3 separate regions of the Homo sapiens genome follow, and regions 1 and 3 are each linked to region 2. A link is a loop called in an ENCODE intact Hi-C map of the cell type or tissue named here. Cell type or tissue: mammary epithelial cell. All regions are shown on one strand. Region 1 overlaps FLJ33534 (Putative uncharacterized protein FLJ33534). Region 2 holds the start of KCNF1 (potassium voltage-gated channel modifier subfamily F member 1). Region 3 has its middle 100 kb from the start of FLJ33534.

Region 1 (4,000 bases), 210 kb after region 2:
AGGACAGGGTCACATACCTGGTAATTATAACTTCAAGTCTATTTAACCATATGCCAGGCACTGTGCCAGGAGCCTTGCGTGGATCAACTCATCCAATCCTCACCCTCAGCCTAGAACTCGGAGGGCACAGAAGAGGCACAGCCACAAGGCTGCTGCTGCAAAGGACGACACAGGCAAATGCAGGTTGGAATAGGTGAAAGGGTCTCTCAAGGAAATGAGCTGGAGTCGGGCCTGGAAGAGCAGCAGAACATGCTCCTGGCCCTGCCACACACCTGGGTCCCAGAGCTACATGGAGCTGGCTGCCACCCCTGTCTGCAACCCTGGCCATCCCCGCAGGACGCCTGACAACTTCCTTACCCTGGCCTGCTGGCTAGAAACACCCGCCAGGCAGATGGCCTTTCTGACTGGCCTTCTCCTGGCTACTGCAGCCTCACCGGAGGGCCAGGGCCAGGGCCAGGGCCAGGCCAGGGGTGGCTCCTGCCTCAGCAGGACAGGGCAGCTCCAAAGGTGGGCTCTGCACCAGGGTCTCCCCTGAGCCAGGCAGGGGCTCCCCACGGGAGACAGTGCCAACCGCACAGGCCAGGGGTGCAAATTGAGGCTGGGGAAGGAGAGGCTGATCTCCTGGTGATCAGGGGGGCAGCACCAGCCTCAGCCATGCAGGTGTGAATTCCTCCCCACAGCCTGAGATCAGTGCCTCACCCCCGCCCTCTCTCCCCAGGCTCCCCGCTGGATTGCCCCTGCCTGACACCCCATGCTGGCAACCAGAGGCTGATTCTGCCCGACTGCCTCCAGCTCCTCGAGTGTTCAGCCTGGGTTCCAGAGGGAGGCCATACAGCCCCGTCAGAGACCACCAGGGAAGTATCACAGACCGCAGCCAGCGGGTGAGCTCAGCTGGGAGTTTGCACCAAGCCTGGCTCCGGAGTGTGGCCTGACTGACGCAGGCTGGGACCACCCTACATGGGCCGGCAGGTGTGGGTACGTCCTGGGGCTCAGAGAGGGGCTTGGAAGGCCAAAGGCAAGGCGGCCGGACCCGTTATCGCAGCACATAGCATCCCCTTGACTTGCTGGGAGAAGCTTGCGCCCTCATAGTTAGCAATTCCATGGCCACTGGAGGCCAGAGTGGGAGCTGGGAGGCTCTGGACACCATAGCTTTGGGCCCCCCGGCCCTCTCGGGCTGGTGTTCACCTGTAAATGCTGCTTCCGCTGTTCAAGCGCTGATGCTCCTCGTCGCTCACGGGTGAACAGCTGCTGCCCACCTCCAAGACCCCCCGCACCCTGCACGGCAGGTGACCTCTTGCGTCCCTTCTGGGCCCTCCCTGTGGATTTAGAATGTCGCACCTGCCTGCCGAGGCTCACAGCTGGGTTCCTTTCACAGACACCGTATCCGGACAATCCATTTGTTCTGTCTTTAATCAGAAATGGCCATAGCGAACTACCGTGCGTCCAACCTGAGACACCTGGGGATGGTGGAGCCAGGGGAGATGCCGCGGGCCTGAAGGAGGATGCGAAGCTCCAGGGTGCCCCCTGCTGCCTCCGGAGCGTGCTGCAGTCATGGCCGACGTGGACCTGGCAACCTGCTCCGATCTTCAGAAATATTATCCACGAGACCTGCTTTCTCCCATAATGCATTCGGCTGGCCACCCATGGGAAGCTACAGAATAAAGAACATAAAGACATGCTCCAGAATATGTTCCCAATGCTTAAAATTCCCCCAACTCCCAGGAATCTAGAGTCTTTGAAATATAGATCATTGAGTATCTTTTTGATAACCGAAGTAAAACTGTTTATGTGAGATGCTTTTTCTCTGCAAATAACAACTGAAGAAGAGGCCAGAAACTATAGTCAGAAGGGATTCTGGTCCTGGGGGTCCATTTCTTGCCTGTGCGGTCTAGGTGGGTTGTGGTCTTCCAGTTTCTGCCCCTAAATCCACATGTGATCGGCTCCACTTCACAAGGCCGTCACAACACTTCACAAGAGAAATGCAAGAAAGCACACTTTTCAAGCAGTGTACACAGTTGCTGTTTTTAATGCCATTATCCATCAGGGAATTTCTCACTTGTCTCCCAGAGGCTCGAGTGGATTGAAAATATAAGGTCTATTTAATGAAAATTATCAAGGAAGTTCCTGGGGAAAAATCCTTAGGCGTAGTCAAGTATTAGTCAAACCACAGCTCTGCAGTTCCAATAAAGCACAGACTTTAGAAGTTGTATGAGTGAATTCCATGCAAGGCCTGCCACTTATTGCCTGGGTCCCTGGACAAGACACTCAGCCTCTTGAAGACTTTGTTTTCTCATCCATAAAATGGAGCTAATACTGTTCACCGAATGAGGTGAGGTGAGGACTGGAAATAATGCCTGACGTACAGTGGGGGCTGAATACAAGGTTGGTTCTTTTTTTTAAGATGGAGTCTCGCTCTGTCACTCAGGCTGGAGTGCACTGGCATGATCTCAGCTCACTTCAACCTCCACCTCGAGGTTTCAAGTGATTCTCCTGCCTCAGCCTCCCAAGTAGATGGGATCACAGGCTCGTGCCTACCCACACCCAGCTAATTTTTGTATTTTTAGTAGAGATGTGGTTTTGCCATGTTGGCCAGGCTGGTCTCAAACTCCCGACCTCAGGTGATCTACCCACCTCAGCCTCCCAAAGGGCTGGCAGGAATTACAGGTGCGAGCCACTGTGCCTGGCCATACAAGGTCGGTTTTATCCCTTAATAGATCCCAGAAGGAATTCAAATCTGTATAATCTGTGATTGGTTGAATTGTGCTTCTCAAAATTTGCATTGAAGTGCTAATCCCCAGCACCCCAGAATGTGACCTTATTTGGAACCAGGGTCATTGCCGATGTGATGAGTTCGGATGAGGTCATACTGGAGTAGGGTGGGCTGAGATCCAGTATGAATGTGCCCTCATAAAACAGGAGAAATTTAGACAGAGACACACAAAGAAACAACACCATGTGAAGATGAAGGCAGAGATTAGGGTGATGCTTCTGCACACCAAGGAACATGGAAGATTGCCAGGAAGGTCCCAAAAGTGGGGTAAGGGGCCTGGCACAGATTCTCCCTCACTGTCTCAGAAGGAATGAACCCCACCGACCCCTCTTCTCAGACCTCTGACCTCCAGCACTGTGACACGCTCCATTTCTCTTGTTTAGCCACCCAGTTCATGGCATTGTGTTAGGGCAGCTCTGGCAAACTAATACATAATCCAAGAGAGACTGTCATAGATTTACTATCTTTACTGTTGAATAATCCTTACCAATGGGCCCAGGCCGGGCATGGTGGCTCACGCCTGTAATCCCAGTACTTTGGGTGGCCAAGCAGGGTGGATCGCTTGAGCCCAGGAGTTTGAGACCAACCTGGGTAACATAGCGAGAGTCCATTGCTACAGAAGAATAAACAAAATTAGCTGGGTGCGGTGGTACACACCTGTGGTCCCAGTTACTCAGGGCACTGAGGTGGGAAGATCACGGGGCGCAGGAGGCTGCAGTCAGTCGTGATGGTGCCACTGCACTCCAGCCTGGACGATAGAGGGAGAGCCTGTCTCAAAAAAAAAAAAAAAGCCCAGGAAGGTAGGGTCAGAGCCTAGACAAGAACCCAGTTCTCTGGATTCTCAATTCTGTGCTCTCTGCACTACCCCTGACAATCATATCTTAGGCGTTAACATGATTGACCAGGTGCAGTGGCTCACACCTATAATCCTAGCACTCTGGGAAGTCAAGGTGGGCAGATTGCTTGAGCCCAAGAGTTTGAGATCAGCCTGGGCAACACAGTGAGACCCTGTCTCTACAAGAAAACACAAAAACTACCCAGGCATGGTGGCGCATGCCTGTAGTCCCAGCTACTTGGGAGGCTGAGGTGGGAGGATTGCTGAACCCTGGAGTTGGAGGCTGCAGGGAGCCAAGATCATGCCACTGCATTCCGGTCTACTCCCTAAAGATATGCAGTAGACACGGGAGGAAGCACGTCCGTTCAGACTTTTCTCATGCATTCAACTCATAT
Region 2 (4,000 bases):
CCCCTCCCTCTTCCAACCAGATGGCCGCCCCTCAGCGCCCCCTGTGGAGAAATTCAGGAAGCACCACTCTTGTATAATACATATACCCCTCTTGTTAAGGTCATTACCCCAAACTGTTAATTATTATTTACAAAAAACATATTATCTACTAGAATATGAACCCTGTCCCCACACCTAGGGTGGTGTGTGTATGTGTGTGTGTGTGCATTTGCACACATGTGCCATAAGAGCTCGATAAATATTTGAATAACTGAGTGAATGAATGGGTATTTAGAAGCCCATTAAGCTCAGACTAGGATGCAATTTGAACTTAACCCTGCAGGTACTCGGACAGCTGATAAGGGGAGTAGCATGCATAAGGATTGGAAGAGGAAGCTGGGGTGTGTGTAGGAGGTGGTGTGTAGCACTGTACTGGGGAGAAGAATAGGCCTCAGAACCCAGCAGGACAATGGTTAAATCCCAGCTCCACAGAGTGATCTCGGCAGGTTACCTGACATCTTGTTTCCTTAGGGGTTGCTGGGAAATTAAATGACAAAAATGCAAAGCACTCAGAGACTGCACTCCGATGCCCATGGAGAATAAGTGGCAACTCTTATTATTACTCAACCTTTCTGAGCCTCGATTTCCTACTCTGTAGTAGCATGTCATTGTCTGATGCTAAATGGAAATGAAGTAAAATTTGTAAAACGAAGTTTCACTAAATAATACTTCATGTGATGTATTCTAATATATTCTGTTTTATGCTAACTCATTAAAGAAAAAAGAATACTGTCAGTGACCCAGTAAATTGATTTCATAATCCATTAACGGACATGTCCTTAAGTTTTAAAAAACCCAGCCTACAGAATACATTTTTAAATAGACTTTATATTTTAGAGCACAATTCAACAGAAAGTACAGAGAATTCCCACATGCCCCCTGTCTCCACAGCTCTCCCCTGCGCATCAACATCTCACACAGGGTGGGACACTTGTCATGGTGGACCACCCCACATGGACACGTCATCATCGCCCAGCACCGAGTTTGCATTAACATTCGCTCCTGGTGGTGAACATTCTATGGATTTTGACCATTGCATAACGACACATATCCGCCATTATGGTACGTTTCACTGCCCTAAAAATCCTCTGCTCTGCCTATTCATTCTTCCCTCCAGAATATTTTTAACACGATCTCGAGGCCATAGATGATATCAGTAATTTGCAGTATTGATGATAGTGGTGAACCGGAGGAGAGAGACACTGTTAGGAAGCTGCTGTAGTGGTTCAGGTGAGTGAGGACAGAAGGACAGCTGTGGCTGCAAAGGCTGGAAGAGAGGAGGGTGTGGGACACTGGTCAGGAAGAGACAGGCCTTGGTCAAGGAGTGAGGAACGGGGAAGCAGGAGCCACTGGACCCTAGGGGTCTGGAAGCTAGTGGCCTTGGTGTGGGACTGCAGAGAGATAGGAGGTGCCAGACGGCAGGGACTTCAAGGCAGAATTGAAATCTGCTGAACAGCAGGCGTCGGTCAGCTGGGACAGCCGGAAAGCTCGGGATCAGGAGGCGGTCAAGCTGAGCTCTGCTCTCATTCCGCCGCGTGACCTTGGGCAAGTCCCTTCCCTTCTACAGGAGGCTGGACTAGATGTCCTCCTTGTACAGCGTTGCGGGGAAGGTGAGACAGTGCCACCAACACAGCAGGGCATTGCTGGGTCGGGGGGATGGGGCAGGAAACGCTTCAAGGATCAGGCAGGATTTTCCTCCCACCAGGAAAAGCCGGCGCGGGTCTAAGGCCGGAGGAGGGACCCAGACATAGGAGTCACCTTCTAAGGGGCTTCCTGGAGCACATTTTCCTGCCCAGCAACAGGCGGCAGCATTCTCTCCCCACTAATCCTCTCCAAACAGCAGTGAGAGAGAATGCCTGCCGCTTCAAGCCAGGTCGCAACCCCTCGGTGACCCGCTGCGCCCGAGGAGGGGCCGGCGGTGCGCGGTGGTGGCGGCGGGCGCGGCAGCTGTGCCCGTCTGCCCAAGGGTTAATCCGTCCCCTGCAGCTGCCGCGCGTGCCTTGCAGAATTTCACCAGAAGAGGGTACAGTTTGAAAAGCTCCTGACGTCAGGCTGGAATTCCTATTGTGTTTAGAAAAGGCTCGGGCAAAGCCAGCCCAAGTTCGCTCTCTGCACACCTCGAGCACCTCGCGGACGGCGTGGGTCCGCCAGCTCCGGGACCTGCCGCCGCTGCCTGCGCGCCCCGGGGCGGAGGACGGTGCCAGCCGCCCACGAGGAGACCCCGCTCCCGCAGGAGGCCGAGCTGAAGCGGCGGAGCGCGCCGCCAGCCAGCCGGGGTGAGTGCCCCGGGCGAGGCCGGCGGCCGCCAAAGCCCCCGCGGGCTCGCCCGGGCGCCCGGATGCCAGCCCCGAGCCCCGCCGCCGGGTGCATGCCTCCCCCGCGGCGCGCCCCCGCAGGCTGCTGCCCGCTGTGACCGCCCTTCCCCGCAGGCGGGCGCCGGCCAGGCTCTCCCCGAGATCAGCGCACGGGTGGCACCCGCCGGACCCCCAGCGGCAGCGGCGGCGGCGGCTGCAGGGGGCGCGGGGCGGAGGCTGCGAGGGCGCGCGCGGGGAGGATGGACGGGTCCGGGGAGCGCAGCCTCCCGGAGCCGGGCAGCCAGAGCTCCGCTGCCAGCGACGACATAGAGATAGTCGTCAACGTGGGGGGCGTGCGGCAGGTGCTGTACGGGGACCTCCTCAGTCAGTACCCTGAGACCCGGCTGGCGGAGCTCATCAACTGCTTGGCTGGGGGCTACGACACCATCTTCTCCCTGTGCGACGACTACGACCCCGGCAAGCGCGAGTTCTACTTTGACAGGGACCCGGACGCCTTCAAGTGTGTCATCGAGGTGTACTATTTCGGGGAGGTCCACATGAAGAAGGGCATCTGCCCCATCTGCTTCAAGAACGAGATGGACTTCTGGAAGGTGGACCTCAAGTTCCTGGACGACTGTTGCAAGAGCCACCTGAGCGAGAAGCGCGAGGAGCTGGAGGAGATCGCGCGCCGCGTGCAGCTCATCCTGGACGACCTGGGCGTGGACGCAGCCGAGGGCCGCTGGCGCCGCTGCCAGAAGTGCGTCTGGAAGTTCCTGGAGAAGCCCGAGTCGTCGTGCCCGGCGCGGGTGGTGGCCGTGCTCTCCTTCCTGCTCATCCTCGTCTCGTCCGTGGTCATGTGCATGGGCACCATCCCCGAGCTGCAGGTGCTGGACGCCGAGGGCAACCGCGTGGAGCACCCGACGCTGGAGAACGTGGAGACGGCGTGCATTGGCTGGTTCACCCTGGAGTACCTGCTGCGCCTCTTCTCGTCACCCAACAAGCTGCACTTCGCGCTGTCCTTCATGAACATTGTGGACGTGCTGGCCATCCTCCCCTTCTACGTGAGCCTCACGCTCACGCACCTGGGTGCCCGCATGATGGAGCTGACCAACGTGCAGCAGGCCGTGCAGGCGCTGCGGATCATGCGCATCGCGCGCATCTTCAAGCTGGCCCGCCACTCCTCGGGCCTGCAGACCCTCACCTATGCCCTCAAGCGCAGCTTCAAGGAACTGGGGCTGCTGCTCATGTACCTGGCAGTGGGTATCTTCGTCTTCTCTGCCCTGGGCTACACCATGGAGCAGAGCCATCCAGAGACCCTGTTTAAGAGCATCCCCCAGTCCTTCTGGTGGGCCATCATCACCATGACCACCGTCGGCTACGGCGACATCTACCCCAAGACCACGCTGGGCAAGCTCAACGCGGCCATCAGCTTCTTGTGTGGTGTCATCGCCATCGCCCTGCCCATCCACCCCATCATCAACAACTTTGTCAGGTACTACAACAAGCAGCGCGTCCTGGAGACCGCGGCCAAGCACGAGCTGGAGCTGATGGAACTCAACTCCAGCAGCGGGGGCGAGGGCAAGACCGGGGGCTCCCGCAGTGACCTGGACAACCTCCCTCCAGAGCCTGCGGGGAAGGAGGCGCCGAGCTGCAGCAGCCGGCTGAAG
Region 3 (4,000 bases), 120 kb after region 2:
CCACTGCCTCAACTCTGAGTCTCCAAGCCGTACTGTCTTGCCTTCGATCTGGGGGTCAGAATCCACTGCCCTCCCTCCATGGGCTGTGGGATCTCACTGTCTCATGTACCATCTATGCCAGCACCACAGGTGGCCCGTACCCAGCCTCTTAACACCCATGAACTAGAGGCCAGCTAGCGGGCCATCTGCCTGCCCCTGCTGCAGACAAGCCAACACCTCTCTATGCTGGCAGCTGGATCCAGCCTCCCGCAGACTCCTCCCATCCACATCGGCAGGTCACGGGCATCAGCCCGGCAGGAGCTAGGCCACAGGATGATCCCAGGCTGTGAGGGAGCCTGGGAAACATTCATAGCCTTTGGCTTTCCCACCTGCAACGTACACTTAGGCAGTGGCTCCCAAACTTGAACAGGCAGATCTGGGGTGGGGCTTGGAAATGAGCATTTCTAACCATTTCCAAGGCGATGCTGCGTAGCTGGTCCAAGGACCACACCGCGAGAGCCACTGCGCTCCAGGGCACAGCAGGGCGGATGGAGCTGGGGAGGCTCACCTGCAGCAGCCGCCACAACGACCTTGTGCAGATTTTGTTTCCTTGGTTTTCCATTAATAATTCCTTTTTCATTATTGAAAGAAAAATAGATGTTTTCATTAACACAGCAATCAAATCTTCCTGTTAGTTATCAGAGTTTGTTGAACAGAAACTACTTTTATTCTTTAACTTCTTACTTTCTTTCCTGCTTTCTAGACCTCCTGCAAGGCTGTAATCCTGACATTTATTTCCCCTACACACCTGAATTAGTTCCACAGTTACCTGGGCCTCAAGCCTTTGTCTTTAATAGGTTTCTTTTCATTCTGCTAGAGTACGTCCTTCAGTTGTGTGTGTATATGCATGTGTGTTTCTTTTAAGGTGTTGGAAATAAACATTTTTACTACTCCCATGTAGGAAAATATCTTTATTGTCCCTTAATCTTCATGACAGTTTGGCTGAATACAAAATTCTGGTTTCAAAATTATTTCCAATGAAAGTCCAAGGTGCGTCTACTGGGCTACAATCAAGGCGACAGCAGGGCTGTGCTCCTGGAGGCTCTGGGGAGAAGCTGTCTCCTTGCCCTTTCCAGCTTCTGGAGGCCGCCTGCTTTCCTTGGCCTCTTCTACCTTCCAGGCTAGCCCTGGCATCACCCGAACCTCCCCTCCTTCTTCACGTCCCCTTCTCTGACCAGCTCTTCTGCTGCCTTCCCTCAGAAAGGCTGGCGTGATGATATTGGGCTCACCTGGATAGTACAGGATACCCCTCCCCATCTCAAATTTCTTTTCTTTTCTTTTCTTTTCTTTTCTTTTTTTTTTTTTTTTTGACACAGAGTCTCGCTCTGTCACCCAGGCTGGAGTGCAGGGGTGTGATCTCAGCTCACTGCAAGCTCCACCTCCCGGGTTCACCCCATTCTCTGCCTCAGCCTCCCAAGTAACTGGGACTATAGGTGCCCGCCACCACGCCCGGCTAACTTTTTGTATTTTTAGTAGAGACAGGGTTTCACCGTGTTAACCAGGATGATTTCGATCTCGTGATCTGCCCGCCTCGGCCTCCCAAAGTGCTGGGATTACCGGCATGAGCCACCGCGCCCGGCCCGCATCTCAAATTTCTTAATCTCATCTTCTCAGTCCCTTTTGCTATGGAAGGTAACATATCCACTGGCTCCAGGGATTAGGAAATGGACCTCTCTAGGGGGGTCAGGGGAAGAGGCTGTGTTATTCTGCCCACCATGGTCACCAAACAGAGTTTTATTTATTTATTTATTTATTTTTATTATTTTTTTTGAGACAGAGTCTTGCTCTGTCGCCCAGGCTGGAGTGCAGTGGCATGATATCAGCTCACTGCAACTTCCACCTCCCAGGTTCAAGTGATTCTCCTGCTTCAGCCTCCTGAGTAGGTGGGATTACAGGCGCCCACCACCATGCCCAGCTAATTTTTATACTTTTAGTAGAGATGGGGTTTCACCATGTTGGCCAGGCTGGTCTTGAACTCTTGACCTCAGCTGATCCACCCGCTTCAGGCTCCCAAAGTGCTGAGATTACAGATGTGAGCCACCGCTCCTGGCCCAAACAAGAGTTTTAAAAAGAAGATAGAGAAATATGGCTTTATAACTCTCAGGTCCCTCATCCATAGACACACACACAGAGAGCTTGAAAGGGTTAGAGGTTGCAGAAGGGAGGAGGCTGTTTCTGGAGTGTTCTTGGTGTGCGGGGAGTCCTTCCTCCTGGAGGGGCTCCACCCCTTCACCTAAAGCAAAGAGAGATAATAAACTCAGAGGGTTTGTTTTCTGCAGTCTAGGGGAGCCCACCTGGAAAATCAGGAGGTCAAGCACCACCTGCTGGGAGAGCAGAGCAAGGTGAGTTCCCTGCACCAGCGGCCTTCACTCCCAAAGTCGACGCAGGTGGAGGATGCCTGAGGGCATCCTTGGACCCACTGGGGCTTGTGCCAGAGAGAGCATGTGGATTGTCATTGGTCCTGTCTGTGAGATCCTCTGGAGGGGTGGACAGGTGCTGGGATCTAAGGAAGGTTTGGGAGATCAGCAGGGAGAAGCCATGCTCACCCTCATAAAGGGAATTACAGGAAGAGATCCCTAATAGGGAGGCAGGGGACACCTCCAGCAAACACACCAACATCGCCAGAAAGAGGCATCTTTAAACACCTGACCAAACCAAACTAAAACTGGATCCATGCAGCCAGGTGAGGGCCCTCCTAACTTCTTGGGTCTTCTCCCTCCCCCTGCTCCATTCCCAAAATGTGAGAAACTGCAATTAGCAGGAAGTAGGGAAAGAGAAGCAACGGTCATGCCTCTCTCTCCCACCTGGGGTCACCTGTGCAGACCTCAGCCCAAAAAAGGAGAAGCTAGGCAAATGAGTGACTGGCTGGTGGCCACTTATCTCGACAAGAATAAGAAAAACCATAAGATTTGCCCTAAGTTTCACTCAGAGACAGGCAAAAACAAACAAACAAAAAACAACAACGACAACAGCAACAACAAACCAGCCCTGTGTCATGAATTCAAGGGGGTCACGTGAGGCTTTTCTGATTCCATCCCTGCTGCTCAGCTGAACAGGGACATCGTAGGTATTGCCTCATTATCTCCCAGCATCTGGTGTTTCTGTGGAGACGCCTGATACCAGTCTGGATTCCCATTCCTTTGAAGGTGTAAACATTTGCATGTTTTTCTCTCTGAAGCTTTGAAGCTCTTCCCTTTTTCCTTGATGTTCACATTTTCACGCAGTTGTATCTGACTGAGTCTGGGTCATTTGTTTCTTCCTTCTGTTCTGCAGAACCAGAGGGCGGTGTTAAAGAGCACAGGGTGGAAGGGCTCCACGAGTACTAAGTGAAGGCCAAGGCCCTGACTGCTGGTTTAAGAACCAGTCCATGCAGCCGGGCTTGGTGGCTCATTCCTGTAATCCCAGCACTTTGGGAGGCTGAGGCAGGTGGATCACTTGAGGTCAGGAGTTTGAGACCAACCTGGTCAACATGGTGAAACCCCGTCTCCACTAAAAATACAAAAATTAGCCAAGTGTGGTGGCGTGCGCCTGTAATCTCAGCTATTAGGGAAGGTGAGGCAGGAGGATCGCTTGAACCCTGGAGATGGAGGTTGCAGTGAGCCCAAATCGCACCACTGCACTCCAGCCTGTTTGATGGAGTAAGACTCTGTCTCAAACAAACAACAACAAAAAAGAACCATTCCATGTATCAGCACCTGCCAGGCATCGTGTGCCTACCTGAGTCCCATGCCCCCGTCTGCCTCCCGACAGGTGACCACTGTCCTGAATTCTGTTTATCATCCTTCGCTATTCTTTAGAGTTTGACAATATGCGTGTTTCTACACATTGATTAATTTGCATGTTTTTGAACTTTACAAAAACGATGTCATGCTGTGTATTCTTCTGTGAGTGACATATTCTGCTCCAAATTAGGCCGGATTCATCTGTGTTGGTGCCTGCAGCTTGGTTAGTTCATTTGCAC

The links. A loop is a pair of places that touch in the nucleus more often than their neighbours do. Peaks named below come from ENCODE experiments on the same cell type or tissue, not always from the same donor. Only the 100,000 strongest peaks of a DNase experiment are listed, where the experiment ranks them.
Region 1: a loop joins it to region 2, with 8 times the contacts of the local background. A loop is called at or near these places in 37 of 110 quality-filtered maps.
Region 3: it touches region 2 in a loop (18-fold over the local background); 3 of 110 quality-filtered maps call a loop at or near these places.

The regions. Positions count from the first base shown.
Region 1 is chr2:11,123,135-11,127,134 of GRCh38, forward strand. FLJ33534 (Putative uncharacterized protein FLJ33534) reads right to left here. Exons shown (of 9, transcript NR_040080.1): 4 at 1,449-1,651; 5 at 18-155. Among named protein-coding and RNA genes, the nearest start is that of FLJ33534, 7.0 kb to the right of the region's middle. In mammary epithelial cell, a CTCF peak has its summit at 1,527 (motif pointing left); no DNase peak of the experiment used is centred here.
Region 2 is chr2:10,909,834-10,913,833 of GRCh38, forward strand. It overlaps KCNF1 (potassium voltage-gated channel modifier subfamily F member 1), which reads left to right and starts at 2,101. Exons shown (of 1, transcript NM_002236.5): 1 at 2,101-4,000. The coding sequence starts at 2,594. In mammary epithelial cell, CTCF peaks have their summits at 57 and 2,044 (motif pointing right); a DNase peak (open chromatin) is centred at 2,078; H3K4me3 peaks cover 483 bases; H3K27me3 peaks cover 661 bases.
Region 3 is chr2:11,026,233-11,030,232 of GRCh38, forward strand. No RefSeq gene overlaps it. Among named protein-coding and RNA genes, the nearest start is that of FLJ33534, 100 kb to the right of the region's middle. In mammary epithelial cell, a CTCF peak has its summit at 2,364 (motif pointing left); no DNase peak of the experiment used is centred here.